Regions from separate parts of the Homo sapiens genome. Here region 2 is linked to region 1. A link is a contact called in ENCODE Hi-C or POLR2A ChIA-PET data. All regions are on one chromosome and are shown on one strand. The core of a region is the stretch at or near the end of the contact, and the rest is flanking DNA. Distances in the headings are between cores, read along the strand shown. Region 1 holds the start of PTK6 (protein tyrosine kinase 6). Region 2 overlaps GMEB2 (glucocorticoid modulatory element binding protein 2).

What was found. A loop is a pair of places that touch in the nucleus more often than their neighbours do. ChIA-PET counts read pairs that join two places held with the same protein, here RNA polymerase II (POLR2A). Pooled maps may share reads with other maps.
Region 2: a map of Panc1 shows a loop between it and region 1 (11-fold over the local background). The contact joins the enhancer-like site here to the promoter of PTK6 in region 1. A Hi-C loop is called at or near these places in 11 of 168 maps with a recorded cell type or tissue (CD4-positive, alpha-beta T cell, CD8-positive, alpha-beta T cell, Caco-2 and 7 more), 7 of 37 single-sample maps with no recorded cell type and 11 of 50 pooled maps. POLR2A ChIA-PET finds 5 or more read pairs at or near these places in 10 of 52 experiments (B cell, Caco-2, HepG2 and 6 more).

What each region holds. Positions count from the first base shown.
Region 1 is chr20:63,535,326-63,538,684 of GRCh38, reverse strand. PTK6 (protein tyrosine kinase 6) reads left to right here and starts at 1,309. Exons shown (of 8, transcript NM_005975.4): 1 at 1,309-1,600. The coding sequence starts at 1,371. It overlaps SRMS (src-related kinase lacking C-terminal regulatory tyrosine and N-terminal myristylation sites), which reads left to right. Exons shown (of 8, transcript NM_080823.4): 8 at 1-196. RefSeq lists silencers at 251-520, 851-1,000 and an enhancer at 1,121-1,210.
Region 2 is chr20:63,588,433-63,591,896 of GRCh38, reverse strand. It overlaps GMEB2 (glucocorticoid modulatory element binding protein 2), which reads left to right. Exons shown (of 10, transcript NM_012384.5): 10 at 1,168-3,464. The coding sequence ends at 1,808. Among named protein-coding and RNA genes, the nearest start is that of HELZ2, 16 kb to the right of the region's middle. RefSeq lists an enhancer at 1,400-1,569. Within about 2 kb of position 1,661, at least 2 of the 41 ENCODE cell types and tissues checked have a DNase peak (open chromatin) inside an H3K27ac peak, as active enhancers do.

The DNA.
Region 1 (3,359 bases), core at 60-2,559:
AGAGCTGGGAGGGCCTGAGGGACACTGCCCAGGCCGGCACCCCGCTGCCCCTCCCCACCTTGGTCAGCGCTGAGCTGGGCTGCCCAGAAATCTATGAGCCTGTTAAATAATCCAGATTATTGTTCTTAATCTCAAAACAATGAGTGGAAGGTGCCATTATTTCTCTTTGCAATAAAAATAAAAGTTGAAATACGCAGTTTAGGGACTTTCCTTACCACCCCTTGCAGACTTTGAATTTCCCTTCCCGCCCCTTCCTGCCCCCTTGTGGCTGCCAGTCCAGGTCCCTGGGTTGGAGCTCCCGGGTGGACACAGTAGGGTCAGTGGGAGGGTGGGGCGGGGAGGGGCCTCCAGGGAGGGGGTGTCCCGAGTCTCAGGGGCTGGGGGGCAGGCGGCCGTCGGGTGCAGGTGGGGGTCACGGCAGGGCTCACTCAGGCATGAGTCGGGAGAAGGGAGGCCAGCTGGAAGGGGGCAGGGGTCCTGCGGGCTGGACAGGAGGAGGCAGAGGCTGGAGGCGGGAGGGGCTGCCTGGGAGGGACCTGTGGCCTTGGGCCCCAGCGCCATGGGCGCTTCCAGGCCGCACTCACGGTCCTTGCCTGCCCCCTGGCGTCCGTGTGGAGGAAGGCAGTGCCCGTTTCTTCAGCCGTGGGTGCCCCTGGCTCTGCCTCCCCGGGGATCCCCCAAAACCCTCGGGCCCTCCTCTTCCGGGAAGTCCTCCGGGCCGACCCACACAGCTGTCGCTGCCCTGATTCCACTCCCTCTTCCCTGCTTGGCCCTTACCCGAGGGCGGGCCTGCCCATGAGGCCGCTCTCAGGACGCCTGCCCACAGCAGCTCCTGACATTGGGCCCTGTGCTCAGGGGTGGAGTCTGGGGCTGGGTGAGGGCACCGACGGGTGGAGGGGAAGCTGCCGGAAGCGGGGAGAGAGGCGGCCCCCACCTGTGCCCCCGCAGCTCTGAGGGTTGGGAAGGCAGCGCCTGCAGCCCTCACCTTCCTGCCCTCAGGCTGCGAGGCTTGTTCCCAGAGGGCCGTTGGCTTCCCTGAGTGCCTGAGTGTCCATAAGTTGGACCCCCAAGAAGCCCCAACCGGGAGGTCCTCCTCCCCCTCTCCTGCGCTCAGGCCGGCCCTGGCGGTGCTTGCCCAGTGGGTTCCCATAGTGCGGGCGCTAAGTGCTCAGATGGGCCCCAGTGGGCCTGAGGACTTGTGGGGCCGGCTGGGCCCTCAGGAGGAGCCGGGGTGCTCTGGAGCGCCTGTGGGTGCTGGGTGTGGCTGCTTCCCGGCCTGTCATGAGGAAGTGGGACGGCCCGCCTGCCACGCCCAGCTCTGGGTGCTCCAGCTGGGCCACAGCCTGGTCCTGCCGCTGCGCCCGCCCGCCATGGTGTCCCGGGACCAGGCTCACCTGGGCCCCAAGTATGTGGGCCTCTGGGACTTCAAGTCCCGGACGGACGAGGAGCTGAGCTTCCGCGCGGGGGACGTCTTCCACGTGGCCAGGAAGGAGGAGCAGTGGTGGTGGGCCACGCTGCTGGACGAGGCGGGTGGGGCCGTGGCCCAGGGCTATGTGCCCCACAACTACCTGGCCGAGAGGGAGACGGTGGAGTCGGAACCGTGCGTGTCCTAGGCTGCTGGGAGCTTTGGCACAGGCCACCCTCTAGGCACAGGGGAGGGACAGGGCTCTGGGCTGCTCAGGGAGGCCCAAGAAGGTGGGGACCCCGGTTCCATCTTCCTGCACCCCAAAGTCCAGGCTGGGCATCCCGCTTGATCCTCCCTGCAGGCCCCATGCGCTGGCGCCCAGGAGTGCCCAGGACTGTCCCTGCGGGAGTTGGAGCACGGGGGTCAGAGGGCACGGCCCCTGCCTTGGGCTCATCCTTGTCACAGCTCGGGGGTGGACGCTGCATTGCCGGGACCCAGGGAGGACAGAGGGTCCAGGGTGGACTTCTGGGGCCCGGTGGCCAGTGACAAGGTCTGTCGGAGCGTTCCAGGGCCTTTGGGGGAAACGAAGCTTGAAGCTTGCCCAGTTTCCAAAGTGCCGGAACCAGACACACGACCTAGTTAGGGGAGCGGGCCGGCTGCCGGGCAAACTTCCTGCCTGCTGTGCCCTGCGGGGAACCAGACAGCAGCTGGTGTGGCCTGGCCCTGGCTTCCACAGCTGCCCGGAGCTCAGGCTGAGGAGGGTCACGCTCCTGAGATCCCGCGTTTCTCATCAGTGATTGGGCACCCACTGTGTGTGTGCGTGAGTCACAGGCTGTGTAGGGTTAGCTCCCGGGGGACCCAAGCAACAAGCAGGGGAGGCTGTAAAGAGGCCGTCGGGCAGGGGCCCATGGTGGAGACCCCTCTATTACGTGCAGACCCACGACCTCGTTAGCAGGGTCACGCGCAGACCCACGACCTCGTTAGTGAGCAGGGGTGCAGGGGTGGGGTCTGGCCGGAGGCTGGTCAGCTCCCAGGTGCAAAGACCCTGAGTCCTGAGAACTCGCCCAGGTGAGAAGTGGGGAGGAGGCCAGGTGAGGAGGGGGTGGGAGGCCAGGTGGGGGGGGGAGCGGGAGGCTAGGTGGGGGGGGCTGGAGGCCAGGTGAGGGGGGGCGGGAGGCCAGGTGGGGGGGGCGGGAGACCAGGAGAGGAGGGGACGGGAGGCCAGGAGAGGAGGGGGCGGGAGGCCAGGAGAGGAGGGGGCGGGAGGCCAGGTGAGGAGGGGGCGGGAGGCCAGGTGAGGGGGGGGCGGGAGGCCAGGTGAGGGGGGTGCGGGAGGCCAGGTGAGGACGGGGTGGGAGGCCAGGTGAGGGGGGGGCGGGAGGCCAGGTGAGGAGGGGGCGGGAGGCCAGGTGAGGAGGGGGCGGGAGGCCAGGTGAGGGGGGGGGCGGGAGGCCAGGTGAGGAGGGGGCGGGAGGCCAGGTGAGGAGGGGGCGGGAGGCCAGGTGAGGGGGGGGGCGGGAGGCCAGGTGGTTGGAGGGGCAGGTGGGGCAGTGCTTCCAGGTGTGCGGAAGTGGAGGGGGTGGACCCCAGGGGCTCCATGCTGGGCCGTGGTCTTCTGTGTGGGGTTTGTGTTCCAGTGACCTGAGGGAGTCAGACACACAAAGGGCGCAGGTCACCTGGAGCTTCTGCAAGCTCCACCTGGAAGTCCACAGTCCAGGGCTGGCCCACACCCCGCAGCCGGGAGTTAGTGCGCGCGAGTGGCTGTGTGTGCGTGCGTGTGAGCGTGTGGGCAAGTGAGCACACATGCGCGTGTGTGTTCAGGTGTGCGGGTGAACTGTGCGCATGTGTGGGGGTTTGTGACTGTGTGTGTGTGAGCGTGCGTCACACATGGGTGTGTGCAGGCAGCTCTGGGCAGCCATCCTGCTCAGCTGCCCTCCCCAGCTCCACCCTAGGC
Region 2 (3,464 bases), core at 412-2,911, 53 kb before region 1:
TCCGCACTGCTGTTGTGCGAGGAAAACAACCTGAAGCTTAAGTGAGGTAGTCAGACCTCTCCATTGCACTAAGCTTACATTTACCGGCATTTCTGTGATGAACCAAGTAGTTATTTAAGAGAAAATGACAGAGGCCAGGCGCGGTGGCTCACGCCTGTTATCCCAGCGCTTTGGGAGGCCGAGGCGGGCGGATCACTTCAGGCTAGGAGTTTGAGACCAGCCTGGCCAACGTGGTGAAACCCCATCTCTGCTGAAAAAAACAAAACAAAACTGGGCATGGTGGTGTGTGCCTGTAATCCCAGCTACTCGGGAGGCTGGCAGGCAATTGCTTGAGCCCAGGAGGTGGAAGTTGCAGGGAGCTGAGATCACACCACTGCACTCCAGTCTGGGTGACAGAGCGAGACCCTGTCTCAAAAAAAAACAATGACAGAGAATGGGAAGGGCTGGTCCTGACCCCGCTCAGAGCTCAAGCCCCTGATATTGGTGCGTTTCCTCCATGCTCCTCTTGGGGTCTGTGCTTACTGTGTGTTCACTGTGTGTGTGTTCAGTGTGTGTGTGTTCACTGCGTGTTCACTGTGTGTTCAATGTGTGTGTATTCAGTGTGTGTGTTCACTGTGTTCAGTGTGTGTGTATTCAGTGTGTGTGCACTGTGTGTTCACTCTTCACTTTGTGTGTTCACTGTTTGTGTTCATTGTGTGTGTGCACTCTGCATGTGTGTGTGCATGTTTATGTTTAAACACATGTGCCACATGTGCTGCTTTTCCTCCTCTCTCTCTTAATATGTCACAAGAGCAACTTTCCACGCTGGGTGTGTGAAAGCTCATGCGGGGATCTGAGACGGCATTTCCACGCTTGCACGCAGGCCCTGGGTCAGTGCAGGAGGGTCTGAGACGGGATTGCCACGCTTGCACACAGGCCCCGGGTCAGTGCAGACCCTGGGTCAGCACAGGCTGGTGTCTACCCCGAGGGCCATCTTGGGCCCCGTCTCCCACAGACCTCACCTTTGGCGGCCATGTGGTCATCTGGGTTTGTGGCATCAGGTGAGCAGACCTGGGTTGCCACTGACCCAGGGGCCACCCAGATGGTGTGGCGTGTCTGCCCCCATCCCCTGCATGCCGCCATCCATGCCCCCGTCCCCTGTGTGATGCCATCTGTACCTCCCTGCAGCCCTGGAGCAGCAGTGTGATGAGCATCGTCGCCGAGCCAAGGAGCTGAAGCACAAGTCCCAGCACCTCAGCAACGTGCTCATGACGCTGACGCCGGTCTCCCTGCCACCGCCTGTGAAGCGGCCCCGGCTTGCACGTGCCACATCAGGACCGGCCGCCATGGCCTCGCAGGTGCTCACCCAGTCTGCCCAGCTGGCGCTTGGCCCGGGCGTGCCCGTCCCCCAGCTGACCAGCGTGCCCCTTGGTAAAGTGGTGTCCACCCTGCCGTCCACCGTCCTGGGCAAGGGTTCCCTTCAGGCGCCCCCCGCCAGCTCCCCGGCCTCCCCGCTGCTCGGGGGATACACAGTCTTGGCCTCTTCCGGCTCCACCTACCCCAGCACAGTGGAGATCCACCCGGACGCGTCCAGCCTCACGGTCCTGAGCACGGCCGCCGTGCAGGACGGTAGCACGGTGTTCAAGGTGGTCAGCCCGCTACAGCTGCTCACGTTGCCTGGCCTGGGCCCCACCCTGCAGAACGTGGCCCAGGCCTCGCCTGGCTCCAGCACAATTGTGACAGTGCCCGCAGGGGCTGCCCCCGGGCCTGAGGAGCACACGGCCACCATTGAGGTGGCTGCCATGGCAGAGGACCACGAGCGGAAGTAGCCGACAGGAGGGCGAGGCCCCTGGGACGGACAGGGCTGGCTGTCTCTCAGCCGCGGCAGCAGGGAGCGGGCAGAGGCCGCAGGGCTGGCTCGGGCAGGTGGGTCACGTGGTCTGCAGAACCAAAGAGAGGAATCGCCAAAACAAATCACGAGAAGAGAGAAGGGGACAGAACAGCGAGAGCAACCTGGAAAATCGGTCTTCAGGTCCCACGTTTCCTCCCCCTTTTTTCTTGGGAAATATATTTTTCCATCTGTTGCTTATTAATACTGTTTACACATTGGGCCTTGATCAGGAGCCAGGTGGGCGGGGGCTAGGGGGAGCCTGGGTGCAGCAGAGACAGAGGAAGCAGAGCCAGGTGCCGAGCGCGACCCTGCAGGTGCTGGACGCGGTGCAGCAGGTCACGAGGCCCCCATGTCTGCACCCAGCCAGGTCCCTGGGGACGTTACTAACTCATGACTTGGGAGCTAAGCCCAAGTGTGAAACCTCTGGATCCTATGGATTTGGTTTCTTCCCACAGTTTTCTGTAGGTTTAGTGTGGCTGGCGCCCCGTTCTCCTCCAGTTGGGAACATGCACCCGGAGCTTGGGGTGCAGATCCTGATGGGTGCCTGCCTCCCCCGCCCCCAGCCGGTGCTCAGGTGGCCCAGGGGCCGCACAGACGAGGCGTGGTCCAGGCATTGTTGCACATGTACTGAGGGTGTTTTTAAGTGAATTGCTTAGTAGGCTTCTAGGAAGAGTCAGATTTATAGCATTTTCAACCAAAATAATGGTGAGTGCCTAGGCTTCCCGAGTTAGCTCTTTGGGTGGCCCCTGAGCCCCTGTGAGTGCACTTGACCGGGTGCGGAGGTCCTGGGCAGCCTGTCCCTGAGCCGGCCCCTCCCAGGGGTCTGAGATCCATGAGGTGTGTCCCTAGGGCTTCAGTCCTGGGGCAGAGGCATAAACAGAACCAGTCACTATGGAGGTCGAGGATTCCCATGTGGGCCCTTCAGCTTGGGCTGCTTGGCCACGGAACAGCCCTTGGCTCCCTGGCCCCCGGCCCCCATGCAGCCCCTGGGCTGGCCCTTGGTGGTCTCTGTCCAAGGGAGAGCCCCTGGGTGTTCAGGAGGCTGCCCCGGGTGGGCTGCTCAGGGCAGCTGCCGAAGGTGGAGCCCAGAGCCTGTCTGGAAGGGCTGTCTGTGGCTGTCCTGAGACCTGGCCTTGGACTCACAAGGAAGACCAGGCTGAGGCCCCTCCAGGCCAGGGTCCTGGGGCAGGCATCTCAGGGAGCAGCCAGCCCAGGCCTCCTGCCGTCTCCAACAGGGCATGTCCCGGGAGGACCCTGAGTGCCAGATTCCCCTGGACGCTCCTGCTGATTCTGTCGGCAGTTGAAGGCCCGTCTGAGGCCCCGCAATGCGAGGGTCCTGTGTCCCACTTCACTGCTCCGAAGGGAACTGGCTGGCTGTCCGTCCAGTGAGCGGCCCAGACCCCACCTCTGCGCCATTGTCACCAGGGCCCTGTCCTGGCTGCCCTCACCCATGTCAAGCTACTGAGGCTGTGTCTTGTTTGTTTTCTCTGTTACATTTTTGTTTGCTGTTGTCACAGTCAGCTGGTTTCGGCGTGATGTTGATCTTTTGATGTACATACTCCGTTTTAAACTCATTTCCACTCTAGTTGAGTTC